Regions from separate parts of the Mus musculus genome. Here region 2 is linked to region 1. The links are chromatin loops, found by intact Hi-C in ENCODE. Cell type or tissue: left cerebral cortex. All regions are shown on one strand.

Region 1 (8,000 bases):
CTTCCAGATCTATTCTCACCCATGGGAAAACTGAAGGGAGGCGGGCAGTAGTGGCCACGCCTTTAATCCCAGCACTTGGGAGGCAGAGGCAGGCGGATTTCTGAGTTCGAGGTCAGCCTGGTCTACAAAGTGAGTTCTAGGACAGCCAGGGCTACACAGAGAAACCATGTCTCAACAAAACAAAACAAAACGAAAAGAAAGGAAAACTGAAGGGAGGAATACTAGGCCAATGCTGACTAATCCCAGAATGTAATGAATTCTTGGTGCTGCTATCTTTTTCTACTATATTTATTTCATATCTAGGTATTTTCCCACAAAGGGCCTGAGTTTCTTCTGGACTTCTTAGCAGGTTCTAGTCTTGGACTTAAGGCTATAGATCTGACACCCTGGGATAACCTTGGAAGTGGGTGTCAGGCCTGGCAGAATTAGAAGGAGGGAAAGCAGCTCTAGTCCCTCAAAGGACATTCAGAATGCACGGTGACTGCTTTCCTGTGCCTCCAACACCTGGAGCAGAGGTGACCCAGTCACCAAGGCCTATAAAGAGAGGAGGAGGCTTTTCTTTTTTTTTTTTTTTTTTTTTTTTTAAATTTATTTATTTATTATATGTAAGTACACTGTAGCTGTCCTCAGACACTCCAGAAGAGGGAGTCAGACCTCGTTAGGGATGGTTGTGAGCCACCATGTGGTTGCTGGGATTTGAACTCCTGACCTTTGGAAGAGCAGTCGGGTGCTCTTACCCACTGAGCCATCTCACCAGCCCCGGAGGAGGCTTTTCTACAGAGAATAGATACCTTTCTTCCTTTGCTTTGTGCTATCTTCACTGCTCTGTATGTCAGACTTGAAAGAGCAGCTCTGTCAACAGTAGCCACCTATCCTCAAACAATATTCACTATGACTGTCCTGCACTACATTGAGCAGCCAGTCCCATGGGTGGAACGACAGGTCTCAGTTCTAAAGCATCAACACTATCTTCTCTTCTTCCTCATCCCCCTGACAGGACAGGTTTTGGCACAGTTTCTTGATACCAACAGCCCTGAGGCACTTGGATGCAGGATGGGGCCTAGAAGGATTTTTTTCCAGACTGTCCTAGGGGAATATGAGGGCTTCTCACCCTGTCTGTGAGTAACAGACCATGACAGCCCCTGACAGTCTAAGGCAGATCAGGAAAAGGTTGGAAGCTAGAGGCAGATCCTGTGTTTCTCAAGGGCCTGAGGTTACTAAAAAAGAAGACAGTTCTAGGAGTGGAAGGAAGGTAAGGATGGGAGTCGGAAAGCGTGGTGAATTCTACTGGTATTGCCTTTTAACCCTCCAACCTATCTTGCCTCCACCCCAGTTTAGCCTCATAAAGCACAGATCAAAGAATTTTGAAGATTTTAAGACAGGAAAATTTTGAGAAATGCCACCTTTGGGAAACTGGTAGGAAATCCTTCCATTACCTTCATTCATCCTTCTCTCCCTGGCCCTAGCATATAGACAATAAAGGAAGTAAGGGAACAGGGTATAGATAGCTGGACTGGAAATGTATCCTTCTCGCCAGGAAAGCCATCACTGTAAGAGCCAGAGGGGACCTAAGACTCTAGAGCTACATGGATCCAGGAACACTCCTAGCTTTCTTGTAGGGCCTTGCATTTTACCACTGTTTTTATTGTAGTAGTGGGACAAGAGGTGTAAACTACCCCGGACACTTTAGCATAACAGTTTCCAATCATTTTTATTATAGCATGGAAACTTGTGATAAGATTTCCACTAGGAAAAATGTAGTTTTCCTTGGTAGATTTGCCTTTTGGTTAATAGTTGAGGTAGCTGAAGCATTTCTTTCCCTTAGACCTTAAAACATGGCAGAATTCTACAGAGAGGGCTGAAGGATAATTACCTCTGGAACAGGCCACACAAAGGGTATGGTTCCCCACTGTGTCTCTTATAAACTCTATCTGCTGACTTTCCTAAACTGCTCCAACAATCAGGAGCCAGCGACATGAGACTTCAGGCAGTGGAGGACAGAACACATTGCTTACACTTTTCATCTGACTTTCTTCTCTCCTTACCTACCTATTTTTTCTTGCCCAATGCTCCCAGGAACTCTCCAAATCCAGAACATAAAGCAACTTCAGAGCAGGATTCAATTTGTTCTTCCTCTCTGGGTCTGGCTTCCACATCTGTATAAGGAATGAGTCAGATAAGATGAGCTCCAAGTTCCCGTCTTTATAACATTAATGTTCTAAGATTCAGACCCAAATTCACCAGATCTCATTTGGGTGTCATTTTCCATGTAACTGCTATGGTACTTATTTCCTATCGAAATGTGTAGAAATGGCCCCCAACTCTACCCCTTTCAGATTTCCTCTACCACAGCCCCAGGTCCATGGTCCCTAGTTCTTACCCTTTTTCTTCAGGGACCTCAAAGTTTTACCCCACCCCCCTTCCATAGTGTTATACTCTCTGAGATCAACCCATCTAGTCAAAACTGCAGGAGCAAGAGCACAGCCTTACCTACAATTCTGGCTGCAAATTTAAGCTGCAAACCTGAGTAAATCAGCACAACTCCATCTCTTCTGGAGGTCCTGCCAGTTGGGGGGAAATCCTGGCACCTTTCCCCAATGCCTCCCCTTTTCTTCCACCTCGCTATTCTCCATGCCAGAACGCAAAGTGGCCAGTGATTGATGGGCCCGGATTCCTGGTAACCGCACCCAGTGGCCCAATCCTCCTCCCTTATCCAATCCCTCCCCTGTCCCTATTCAGAGATCAGATTGTCTCATGTTGGTCCCTGAGGTCCCATTAATTAAAAATACATCCAATTAAATGGCAGGTGAAAACGTGCTATTGGCGCACTACACCCCCCTGCCCCAGCTTGGTCTTTCCACCCCCACCCCCCTTTTAAGGCTCAGCTGTGCTTTGAGCTGAGGAAAAAAAAAAAAGATGTGGGGAGAGAGAGAGTAGAGGAAGATGTAGGGTAGGAATATGACATGGGGGTGTGCTTGAACCTCTGCCAGGGTAGCATGTGCCAGTCTGGGAGAGTGGCACCATGCCCTGGTGTCTAATTTTTTGAGGTGTGAGTAGGTTAAGTCAGCTAGGCACCACCTCCATTTCTCTTAAAGGGGCAGAGGGCAGTTAGATAGTGTGGCTAGCTGTTCTACCCTGCTTCTGAATTTGACAGGCAAGGAACAAAAGGAAAGGGCAGAGGGATCTCTGGAGTGGGTAAGATGTTCAGGAGGGAAAGGTCTGATTCGTCTTGGTATAATACCTACCTCTGCTATTCTCCAAACTAGGAAGATAAAGAGCAACTAGCTAGGACCCAGGTGGAAAGGCATAGGGACACTCTGGGGCTCAGCTATGCCTACTCATGCCTATAAGAAGGCTAAGAGAAAAATGGAGAGAGGAGGAAAGGAGCCATAATTTGGGTGGGAGCAGATAGGACAGATAGGATCAAATATACACAGATGTATGTTCATGTGGACACCATGCCCCTGAGCACCTTAAGCTCCAAGGGATCTGTCCTGTTGACTCTTTCTGTAAGCAAAACACAGCAGCAGTAGCACTTGCCATAGCCTGGCTGTCCACAGCGCTTCACAATCACTGATTGATCTTGCTTTCTTCCAATTTATGAAGTCCTAGCATTTTACCAGTTAAGACATCTGCCTCCAACCCAAGGTCCCCCTCAAGTGATACAAGTCTAACAGACACTGAGCACTGTCAGAAAAGGACTCACAAAGGAGTGACTAAGGGTAGCACTCAGAATCAGGCATGAGCGAGGGTGCCAACTCAGGGTTTCGGCCTGGCTGCCTTGGCAGCCTCAGCACCTCCTCACTTCACTTTAACGCTAATTGGAGATTTTAATCTGCACTGCTGCTCTGCTCGGGGTGCTGGGGGGAGCACCAGCTGTGCAGTAATTCCAGCAGCACCGACTGTTTAATCAAGCTGTCCTCCTGGGGAGGGGCCTTCAGGCATGGGGGAAGGAGGAAAAGGAAGAAGACCCTGTCATCTCCCTGAGCCTGTTCATTCTGACTGAGTATAAACTGTGGGGTCCTCAGTCCCACAGGATCCCAAGCCACTTGGCATGCCCAGCGAGTCATGACATGGCACAGAGTCCCCACCATGCTGTTTTCTGATACATTTTTTTTTTTGGCTCAGAGCTCTCTAGAGTCCTAGATGTGGTTTGCCCAAACAGACACAAAGATCTATTAAACTTGAATCCTGTAGGTTTGTGTTGGGGGTGGGGGTTGGCTGTCAGGGGGAGAGATGAGGTCACCCACTATTTTAGACTCCATTCTTTCCATACTTTCTCACAAAGACACTTTCCTTTGAATACTTGTAGAAAACCTTTTCCCTTGTGAAACCATTCAACCCCATCCTCCTGGACTGGAACTCAACATCTTGAAGGGATGAGGACAGTGGGTTAAACAGCTGGAGTCAGGCAAACCTTGAAGAAGACATAGCTCCTGGAACTTAAGTTCAGCTGGGTATCCACTCAATCACAGGCCCAAAAGACCAAGTATTTAGGCCTCAGGCCATTTTAAGGGAATTACAAGTGGTATCAGTTATTTTTTTGGCTTCTGGGCCAGGTTCTCTGGCTCTCTGGGAGTGTTTCTGATCATTCCCTGAAAAGAGCGCCCTCATCCATCTGTTTCCTAAGGGGCTTGGATTTTAATTGGCCAGCAGTGCCCTCGTGTGGTAGAAATCAGAACTGCAGTTGCCCCACTGGTCAGGTAACCTGACTGATAAGACAACTAAATAGCAGTTGTAACCTTTGCCATTAGGGAAGTTCATGGGCATGTAGTACCTGACTACATTCTGACATGTCCTGCTTTCTAACAACTCTGACACACATGCTTCTAGGAAACAGCACCTGACTAGTGTCTGGGTTTGATGGTTGTTTATGGGATGGATCCAGAGGCACTTATCTGGACCTGCTGCTTTGGCTGTCTGGGTTGCAGAGGTGAGAAGCACTGCCGAGAGAGAAGTCAGAAAGTCTAAAGGATAAGACAGGGTCACCGCTAGCATCCGGGAGGCAGGAAGATGCTCTAACCCTGACAACTCTCCATAGAGCCCAGAATAAAGCTGACATCATAGTTACAAGAGTAACATCTACTGGTAGACTATACCCTAGCTAGAGCTGTTCCTTTTCCATTCGCTGGGATATGTGGGTGTTAGGGACAGAGGCAAGATACTGGTCCTAAAGAACAGACACTAGATAAACACTCAAAAGAGCCAGGTATTCTTCCAGTTAAGCCTTCAAAATTTCAGCTTTCAAGAGGGAGGCTATGTGTTACTGGATCGTTCTTCACCATCATCACAGTCTGTTTACTACCTCCACTACCTGCTAAACAGGAGGGAAACGGTTCTAAACTACAGAAAAGGGATGGACACCTGATGGACACTAGAAGGGCATCCTAAATACTAGGACTTGGAAACTACTGAGAAGAAGAGCTGAGTCACAAACGCCTTCCATTTTTGGAGACACTGAACAAAAATATTCCTTGAGAAACTAGATGTAGAACCTAGAGTCCCAGTTCATATGAGAGGCAGGGAAAGGAAATAAACACGAGTGATAGAGACAGAGCTAGAGGCCACCCATCATCTGTGAAGTGAGTGAAACACCGTACCTACTCTCAGGTAGGGAAGGTGGAGATGCCGGCTCTGGGAATGACTGCAGAGCTGCAGGCCTCCACTTCTGGTGTCTCATGCAGTGTTTGGATAGGTGGACTTTTCCACTGAACCTAGAAAGAAGGCAGTGAAGTTCATTAGAGGCAAGAAGAGATAGCATTGTCCTATCTTGACTTAAAGAAATAGAAAACAGGGCTGGTGAGATGGCTCAGCGGATAAGAGCACCCAACTGCTCTTCTGAAGGTCCTGAGTTCAAGTCCCAGCAACCACATGGTGGCTCACAACCATCCTTAAGGAGATCTGACTGGTGTGTCTGAAGACAGCTGCAGTATACTTATATATAATAAATAAATAAATATTAAAAAAAAAAGAAATAGAAAACAAAACAAAAAACAGCTTTTGGGGGAAAAGTGTTTTGTATATGAAGGGGTATGGGTAAGGGAGATATTCACCCTAAAGGAGGTTGAAAGTAACTGAATAATAATGTCAGTACTCCCGTGTAGAGGCATATCTATCTGGTAACACAGGAATGAAGTAACTGCTACTGTTAGAGAGGGCTCACTCATTCTAGCTGGAGAGAGCTTGTTAACTACTAGGTAGGATACCAGAATAGGGCCAAATAAAAACTCAGGACACTTTTTTGGGGATTTCAGAGAAGAAACTGCCCTTGTCACAAGTGGGGTGCTACTCCATGTACAATCAGGCCAGTGGCTTCTGACTGGCTTTAAGTCCCTACCTGGCTTCAAGTATTGTGAATGAGATTGTTTGAGAGGCTCTGGATGCAAGGTAACTGATGGGTGTCTGGAGTTCTTCAAAGGCCATCCCTGCTGCTGCTATCTGCAAAGAAAAATAAGAAGCTACATTAGACACAGGACAAGCAACCAGTGCAAAGAGGGTATGTGGTCATGCATCGGAGATTACAATGTTGACAGCTACAGTAACAGTAACAGTATGATGGTTGCTTTTTCTCCAATTCTCTTAAACCTACATGCCCCCAAAGTGGCAAATGAATCTTAAGAATTCTTCCAGAAGAGCTGACTGTTCCAGATTCCTACCTCCAAAGACTAGTTCCCAGGATGATAAGTAAAAAACCATGGCCCTGATACTTAAGGTATATGTCAGAAAATTTAATAGAATACAAGCTGTGAAACACAGAAATACTATAGAGGCCAATGCATGTTATGGTTAATGCAAGATTCTAACTTGGAGGGGGTAACATAACTTTAGACCAGACCACCATCTTCAATTGGAGGTTCTCTTGTTCATCACAGCTTCTTTAAGGAGTTTAAAGTCAGAAAATGGCCTTAGTTATGAAACAGAAAGGTTTACAAGAGTAGATTAGTTGCAATTTGGGTAACTAGGTTTATTGTGCATTTCCTTTGCAGGAACAAAGTCTTTGCATGGAGATTAACCCCATATTCCTATATTCTTTCAACTATAATGCAGTGGACTGACCACAAATGATACACAATGGGATCTGTCTCCTTGTTATCCACGGACAGTATCAGTTGGTAGATCCCTAACACAGACCTTAACTATCTTCATGTTGCTCAGCATTTTGCTGCTTTCGTCAGCATTTTCCTTTTTGCTACTAACAGGTTCCCAATTTTTTATGTCCAGTAAAAGCAAGCATAAGGAGGTACAGCAGACCCAGCCCCAGGATGAGATGACTTATAGTATCTGTCCCATAGGCCAGCCCTGATAAGCTTATTTTTGGTTCTGACCACTGTGCAACACTTTTCCTTATGCACGGTCCAAGAACACCAAATAGCTTCCCCTAGCTCTACAAATAAGAGAAAGGCAGAAGGTGCCCACCAACTCTCCTGAGTCATGATTCCATATCCCATTCAGTGAAACTCCCTCTAGCCTTGCCTCAAGGTGCTCTCTCTCCATTTGGATTCTTCCGACATAAATTTATTATAATGACAAAGAACCTAAGCTGAGATTTGGTATGAATTTTTCACTTTGCCTCTGAGGAGGTTTTCCCTAGTATCAGTCCCTTAGTTTGGGGCCAAGGGTTCTTTGAAAATTTGGGGTAACTCTACGGGCATTAAGATCTTTGGCTATGACTACCACTTTCTTCCCAACAATTTAGTTATATTGTTAAAAATTATTTGTAAAATTTGCATGCCATTCTTTTTTCAAAATTACATTTATGTATATGTGTATGGGAGGGATGCCTGTGCCAGTGTTTGTGGAGGTCAAAGGACAACTTGCAGGTATTGGTTCTCTCCTTCCATTATGTGGGTTCTAGGGATAGATCTCAATTTGCTAGACTAGGCACTTTTACAAGCTATCTAACTGGCTGTGAAGGAGTCTAATTTAAGACAGTGTCTCACTATGTAGCGCTGGCTGACCTTAGTATCTGCTTGTCTCCACCTACTGACCCGAGGTTAAAG
Region 2 (8,000 bases), 190 kb before region 1:
AGGAGGCTTGGAGCTCAGGGGACCCTCACCTAGAAGTTACCACAAGGCCTGTGCTATCAGCCTCCCCCTGCCTGTGTTTCTCAGAAACATCCCTTGCACTGGTGTCTCTCTTCCCTCCTCCCTCTAGAGATTTACCTGAATCCCTCCATCAGGATTCAGGCCTGTACTCCCCACCCCATACCGTCTCTCCAAAGTCCACTTTGAGTGAAGCCCTTGCTAACCTCGCCAGAATGTAAGGACTGCATCTCCTGTATAAAGCAGCTTGCTAGTATTGTCAAGTTTTCTTTACTGTGTTTAATTTTTTTTTAACAGTGATAAATAAATATAATCCTGATGTGTTTAAAATTAGTCCTGGTGTATGTCTGTCATTTGTCATGGCTCCTGTCAGAATGTCCACAGGACATTCTGCCCAGAGGAATATTTCCATCATTTTGTCTTAGGTTTTTCTTAAAGTCTAAGTCTCAAAATCAGTGGAATTACCACAGAAGTCTCACCCCAGGCACACTGCTGAGCCTGCTATGGTGCACCACTGGTCTCTGAGGCCATAGCAGGGTTCTGGATCTACACAACTCTTTGAAATTCACTAGGGATTCCAGTGGACAGGGACATACCAGGAACAACACCCCCAGAACATCTCCCTGATCTACATTGCTTCACCACCCTCCCCTCCAACAGAGAGCCTTTGAGATAGGCAGGGAAGTCAAGGAAGTTCTCAACTGAGGCTCTCAGAAACAGTGAGAAACTCAAGGTTGCACTCATTAAACTCAGCCAAGTTACATACAGTCTGTAGATACTCGGGGACCCAAACTTCAGTTGAAGTGTGGCATGGGAGACTCCCAAAAAAGAATGATACATCCCTGCCTTATTATCCAGTGTTTACTCAAGACAGTTGGAGGGGTACGACTGCTCTAGCCTCCTGCCCAGTTCATATAGACTCACCCAAAGGCATGTAGAACCTAGGCCCCTCCTGGATCACGTATAGCCAAGGATAACCCTGAACGCGATCCAACACACAAGCCATCAACTTAAACATGAAGGTTTCGATGCATTTGCTCGTGCAGTTCTCGGATGGGGACTTTGCAGATGATACCATCATATCATGATGTCAAAAGGTTGGACACACATGTCTGCCTCGGGGCTTCTGCAATTTGGATTTAGTAAGTTCAGTCCTAAGCAGATCAGTGGTGGGGTCAAACAGCTCTACCGCTGACATGCTTGAGGACTTAGAGCAGCAACTCCTTCAGCGCAGAAGAGGATGGAGAGCAGCCTAGCCTTGTATGTTAGAGTAAAGCATTTAAAAGTAGCTTTCCCTTAGTCAAAAGCCAGACATATATGTGGACTTCCCCAAGCCCACTCCCTCCCAAGCAGAATCAGCTGCGGGAGAGAAAGGGAAGACAAGGAGGCCTTGAACTCTTTTTCCGAGGAGATGGGGGAGGGGGTATTCTTTCCAGCCTAAGTTTCCCTAGCTCCAGGGACCAGTGTTGCCTTAAAGGGGTGATGAGCCCAGCAAGAGAAGCCACCCGACACCTGCAGACTTCCCCACCCCCAACATCACTGCACAACCCAGGCCACCTGCAAGTTTGAAGGACCCAAACCTCCACCTGCAAGCAACTGCCACCTGAGGGCAGGGAGGCCAAGGACCAAGTTCCTCTCCCTCCAACCCATCCTTAAACCCCCAGGGCATTAGAGTCCAGACTGCCAGGATTGGCCCGAGGTAAGTGGTAAAGTGGGATGGTTCACCCAGGCCCTAAGTTCTGCCCCTGGAGCATCCCCGGGCAGACGGTTGTTTGCATAAAAGCCAAAAGCCACTGCACCTGGGCTGGGGAGGCCCTCTAGGGAGGTGCTCCTTGGCTTGGGGGAAAGGGGGAAGGAAGGTGTCATGGAAAGTCCCTGAAGGACACGGGTGTTGAGTTTGTTGCGGTTTTGTTTTTAACTCTTGTCTTGACCTGTGAAGTCTGCAGCTGCCTCCCTGCCCCCAAATAGCAGAGCTTTCCCCCCATATGTAACAAGCACAAGGAAAAAGGTCTCCGATGGAAAGAACGGAGGTTAGAGTGCCTGTGAGTGATGTAACCTGCCACCACCGCCACCGCCGCCCCCTACCCAGTAGTGAGGGGGCAGGAAGCCCCAGAATCTTTTTCCCATCAACCCCACCACCACCCCTCTGCCCCCTGGCCCAGAAGAGCAGCCCAGTCAAATAAACCACAGCTCTGGATGGGAACCAGGGGGGCACGTGCTACCTCCTCCCCCAACTTTGTCCCACCACCAGCTCAAGCCCCATCCCACCCCCACTGGAATGACATTCTCAGCCTTTCCTGTGTGTGTTTTAGGGAGAGAGGACCTCAGCAAAGCTCTGGACAGCTTGGGTGCTGGTACTCATATTCCGGTCTCAGTCTTAGCCTCACGACTTGCTGTGTGACCTCGAGTGTTTCACTTTCTGGACTTTAATTTTCCCTGGAGTCGTGAATCTTTCCGATTTCTTTGGGCTGGGACTCTAAGCTCAACGTCAACCCCATTGCTCTAGTAGACTCTAGAGACCTGTCCTCTAACAACAAAAACAAACCCCGGGGAGAGAGAATCCTGTTCCCGTTCCTTTCTCTACACCTCGGGGCTTCTAGAGGGTGGCCACGGGAGGTGAAGAGTGTAGCCTAACATTCTCGCAAGAGGTCACTTTCTCAATTGTCTGTAAGGACAGAGAGGTACCAGGCTCCTCCTGACTCTTCATCTGTGGGAAGCTCTGGATGTGGGGGTTGGGGTGCCCTACACCCCTTTCTCAGGGTGGATACCGATTCCTGGGGTCAGGGAACCTAGGAGAGACAACCCAGGAAGGGCTCCGGAGAGGTGAAAGGGTGAGGTGCAAGGTGGGAGCCAAGAGGGTGAGGGAAGGGGCAGCTATATTTCTGAGAAACAGCCAGGCGTCCCAGCAGCCTGCAGATTAACCCGGAGCCTGCGGCTTCACAGCTCTCCCCTTCTGCCGCCCACGCCGCCCAGCGCCTCTTGGGGGTCTGCAGCCTCGACGGGGCGGTGGCCGCTGCGGACACGCAACAGATCTGGGGACCGCGGAATGGAGCCTGGGGGAGGAGGGGGCGGGGCGGGTGGAAGGTAAGTGCAGGAAGGCGTGGGTCGCGTGACACCCCAGGGGTCCCGAGCGCCAGACCCCGCCTGCCCGCAGGTACCGCCCTTGCCCTCCCCACCCAAGTCCTCCTCTCCCAGCAAAGCGGGATCCAGAAGTGAAACCGCCAGGGTCACAGCCCAGCGCCATCGCTGCGCCGCGCCGCGCCCCGCCCTTCCGGGCACTGCAGCGAGGTAGGAGCTCCCCGCGCCCCTGAGCGCGGCTTTGAAACGGGGGAGGGGCAGGGGAACCTCGGGAGGTGTCGCCTGTAGTTCCAGGAATGGCCGCTGGGTGACACTGCAGCCGCGTGGCTGGACTCGCTCGGGATCCCGGGGGGGGGGGGCGGGGGGGGCGGGGGGGGGCTCGCGGGGCGCCAACCCGAGGCTGCTGCGCGCACCTGCCGGCACGGCGCTGCGCGGGGAAGGATTCAAGATGTGATGTCGCTGCAGACCCTAGGAAGGGTCCAGGGACCGACGGCGAGTATTTGGGTCCTCGTTCAAAAAAAACGTCAGGTTGTCAGCAATTGTGTTGTCGTGCAGGCGAGTTGGCCGCAGGAGGGCAGCCATGGACACCGGATCACCTTGCACACATCTGTGTGGGTGGGACTCCCGGCGTGCATGCGCTCTCCAACTCCAACCCGGTCTCACCAGCCTGGAGCCTCTCTTTATTCACTAAACCCACTCCAGGTCCCTTCACCACCCCGTCGTCCAGTGGTGAGGGGTTGCAGGAAGAATACCAAGTTCATCCCTTAGACGCGTGGGACTGGGCGGCTCTACAGCTTGGGAGGAGGGAACCCAAAACTGTGAAATCCGTATAGAAACTGATGATTGTGAGAGAGCAGGGTAGACCAGGGTTGGCGGAGGTTAAAATATGCTGGAATCCGACGGGGAAAGTAGGCAGGTACCCAGAAGGAAGGGGTTCTACCGTGTGCCAGGCCTTAGAAACTGGCAGGTTAAAGGATGCACAAGCCTTCCATAATCACGTGTGCGTGGTGTGCCCACAGCACGTCTCACTCCCACACAGCTTTTCCTCAACTCCAATCACAAGGCCCATTTCCAACCACTGATACCCTGCCGCTGAGCCACTCTGAAAGCCCTCAAAACTATTTATTTATTTATTTATTTATTTATTTATTTATTTATTTATTTATTTATATGGAAGGTCACAGGCCATGATACATGTGTAGCAGAGGAAGTCAGAGGACAACTTGCAGAACTAGGGTCTCTCCTCCCACCAGGTGGTAGATGCCATCCCTCATAGCTCTTAGCACCCCCCCCCATCCTCCCCCAGGGCTGGAAAAGATGGTATCTACGGTCTGCAGGCTGGACTGGCCGTTTCTAACTTTCTCTGTGACCCCAGGTGGGTCACTCTTTCTGAGGCTCAGTTTCCTATGTGTAAAGTGGAAGGCCTGTCGATCTCAGGGATTCTGACCTGCTAGTTGACATAGAAGGGGTGAGCTCCCCTGCCTGGGACTTCAGGTGCTGGGTTTTCTTGGGGGGGACAGATTAACTCCTCAGACAGGCTTAAAGGATGACTCATCTTGGTCCCCCAGTTACTCGTGAATATATTTTTACAGCGAGTTTGTGTCATTTCGCTGTCATGTCTAAATTTCTTGTCATTTCTGTCACTGAAGTAGAAATTGAGCTATCCTGTTTCCTGGTCCAGATTTTGATAACTGTCTCATGTCAACTCATGTGTTCTTGTATTTCTGGGAAATGAGTTTGATGGAATCAAAGTTGTTTGATTTTTTTTTTTTTTCAAAATACAATCTACTTAGGATTCACATTCTAAAAACTGTTCTCCAACTGGAGGAGGAGGTGCAGGTGTCGTTGGACGTGCGTTCTTTTAAGGCTCCCGTTCAGTGAAGGGATGAAACTCTGGGAAAACACAGCCTGGCTGAGCAGTGGGCACACTTGCACAGTACAGAACTCACTCTGGAAGTTGAAGGACGGGCTGGAGAGAGAAGACAGACTCGGGGCTGCGTGTCCCTTCCCTTCCAGGCTTTCTGAGTGAGGGAGACTATAGGGACAGAGAGCAGATCTGGGGACTGCAGAGAGGGCGAAGAGGTTGGTAGAAAACAGGGGCGTGAGGGAAGTGAGACCACTCTCCCCTGTGGCATCCGTCTGTCAGTCAGGACTCATTGTCCACCAACTGCTGACTCGTCTTGCTTTGGTTTGTGGAGAGAAGGGAGGTGGTGAGACAGGGTCTCATACAGCCCAGGCTGGCCCTGAACTCTTCTTCCTGTAGCTGCTGCCGGAGTGCTGAGATTCTAGGCATGCATCACAGGTCCCAGATCTAGGCTGTCAGAAAAGCCCAGTCCCTTGGAGGAGGGGGACTGAAGAGATGGCCCAGTGGTTAAAGGCATGTACTACTCTTGTGGAAGACCTGAGTTTGGTTACCAACATCCATATCAGCACACAGCTGACTCTAACTACAGCTTGGAGGGATCCAGCGCCCCCTTCTGGCCTCCTTGAACATTTGCGTGCACTCACACACATACTTATATACACACAGACATAATTTTAAGTTTAAAAAAAAAATGAAAGAAAAGCACCATTCCTTGTTATTCAGTGTCCATTCATCCATTTAACCAGTATTGACTGACACTCCAGGCTGCGCCAGGATACCTGCTAGGATTTGGACGCTCTCTGGCAGCTGACACCATTTTTGTCCTCAGGGTATATTCTAGTTGACCAAGACCTTCACCTCTGCTGGTTCTCTGACATGTTCTTGCCAGACAGGACTCACAGATGTATCAAAAAATAATCTTTATTGCTACTGGTATAAAACAGAGCAGATCAACTGGCCTCTCAGTCTGTACAGATTACGGGTGGGGTATGAGACCTCCTGGGCTGCCCCGCTCCTCTCATAATGCCCCTCACTGGAACAGTACCTCAGGAGCTCTACCAAGGGGACAGGACCACAATGCCTCCCTTGGGGACAGGAGTCAGGGATGGACAGGTTTAGGGGATGTTTCACTGGTTGAGAGAGGTTTTTAAAAAATGGGATAAAATTGGGGGGAGGAGCTCTTCCACTGTTTACCACCCCACCCACCTGCACCGAGTCCACAGAACAGAAAGGTGGTAGGCAAACCCATGGCTGCAGTAGCTTGTGCGGCCTCAGAGGGCCACACGGGCACAGCAGTGGCGCAGCAGGCAGGGCAGGATGCCTCGGTTCAGCTGGTGGAATTCTACCAGCTGCAGCAGGTCTGTGAAACGGGTCTGGCCCTCATCCATGCTGAAGTAAAGGCAACCTTCATCTTCGCTCTGTGGTGTGGCCAGAAGGCAGGTCAGGGAGGGGTCCCGGGCAGAGGAGCAGCCCGTGGGTGGGGACAGCAATTGGCCCCCCGTTTCTTGTACAGGGAGAAAGGAGGTGCATCGTGGGGCTTCAAGTCATGGTTCCCAGGCTACAAGAACCCACCTTAGGAGTAAGGGAGTTAGTTACTCACTGGCAAAATGAGATAATGCTTGACTTTCTGCAGATGGCACAAGGACAGGACAAAGCCCTGTGGGTTCCTCTGGCTCTCCCGGACCAGGAACACACTTGGGGGAGACAAAGCAGCATTATCAGGGACTCCTGGTTGCAGCTGCTTCCTTGTTGGTCCCCAGGTCTGTTACCCAGCCCAGCCCAGCCCCTTACCCATCCACCAGGCCCTGCTGTCCAATTAGCCGCTGGCTCTCCTCCCGAGAGATGCGTCCATGAAACCAGGGCTGGGTGCGATGAATGGCTGGGGTCAGAGGAAAAGAAATGTTGATCATTCAGGGAAGGGAACTCCCCCACCCCAGCCAAGACCACTCCGAGTAGCAACGTAGCCCACCCTAGGGATTCTAGACCATCACCCACCTGCGCTGAGGCTCGAGCCAGAGCATGTGGTGGGCAGGCTCAGACGGTGGTTTGTCTTCTTCTGCAATGGGAGACATGGAAGTCAGGGTACCCTTGGTACCCACTGCCTCCCCACACCCTCTTCCTCCTCCCACTCCATGAAAGCCCACTGGGAACCAGTGCAGCAGAGGCTCAGATGGGTGAAGGCCCTTACCCTCCAGGCCTGGGCCTCCTCCATGGCGGCACTCAGAGCTTCCCGGGGGTTATCAATGACACGCCCCGCATGGCCAGAGAAGTCCATAGCCACTAGGGTATTGTCTGAGACGCTCCTCTGAAGAGAGGACAGAATGAAGAGGGGAAGGGTCAGAATCGCTGCCCTGAGCCTGCATACCCACTTCTCTTTCCCGTACCCCAGAAGAGTACACTCACCAAGGGTGGAGACCCCAAATAGGATAGGCGCAGGTGACGAGACTGGGCCTGCTGATAATTCTTATATAGCTGTACCCCGTACTGGAGACAGGGAGGAAAAGAGGGCTTGAGGTTATGAGAGCCTAGGAGATGGGGGGTAACAGCAGGGCTGAGCCTGGCCTTCCTGGTGGGTGTTCTGAGCTGGGTGGTGATGATCTCTTCCATGGGAAGACATCTGAAGGCAGAGCTATGTCGACTCCATCAGGCCAGACCAGCCCCACAGCCATTCCAGGCGTCTCACCTTGAAGAGCCGGAAGGCAGCCAGCCAGCAGGTCCGACTCTGCTCATCCTCACTGCAGAAGATGTGGAGCCCCTTGTGGCCGTTTCGAAGCTTGTTGGGCTGGGGAGAGGAAGCGGACTGTCCCCTATATGATTCTGTGCTCAGCTGCCATCGGGCAGGGAAGGACCCAAGGACTATCCAAAAGTTCAGGTAGATGGAGAAGAGGCTGGGTTCCTCAACATGGCACTCAAAAACCACAAGTAGGACACTGGACCTTAGGCAGCTGTCACTGTCCCCCAGCCCGGGTCAGGTGCAGCCCTCACCTTGACACAGAAGCCGAAGTCAGTGGGCATCCCATACAGCTTGCGGCCCTGGGTCACC

What was found. Peaks named below come from ENCODE experiments on the same cell type or tissue, not always from the same donor. Only the 100,000 strongest peaks of a DNase experiment are listed, where the experiment ranks them.
Region 2: a loop joins it to region 1, with 10 times the contacts of the local background. A loop is called at or near these places in 17 of 42 quality-filtered maps.

The regions. Positions count from the first base shown.
Region 1 is chr11:98,261,908-98,269,907 of GRCm38, reverse strand. It overlaps Mir5119 (microRNA 5119), which reads right to left and starts at 7,302; the gene lies at 7,246-7,302. It also overlaps a transcript of Cdk12 not described here. In left cerebral cortex, a CTCF peak has its summit at 4,677 (motif pointing left); DNase peaks (open chromatin) are centred at 3,029, 3,657, 4,655 and 5,471; H3K27ac peaks cover 1,497 bases.
Region 2 is chr11:98,453,234-98,461,233 of GRCm38, reverse strand. Grb7 (growth factor receptor bound protein 7) reads right to left here. Exons shown (of 15, transcript NM_010346.2): 8 at 7,943-8,000; 9 at 7,641-7,739; 10 at 7,361-7,441; 11 at 7,146-7,262; 12 at 6,953-7,013; 13 at 6,749-6,836; 14 at 6,558-6,651; 15 at 5,861-6,375. The coding sequence ends at 6,229. It also overlaps a transcript of Mien1 not described here. Among named protein-coding and RNA genes, the nearest start is that of Grb7, 10 kb to the right of the region's middle. In left cerebral cortex, CTCF peaks have their summits at 3,383, 5,565 (motif pointing left) and 7,684; DNase peaks (open chromatin) are centred at 3,421 and 3,671; H3K4me3 peaks cover 1,213 bases; H3K27ac peaks cover 654 bases.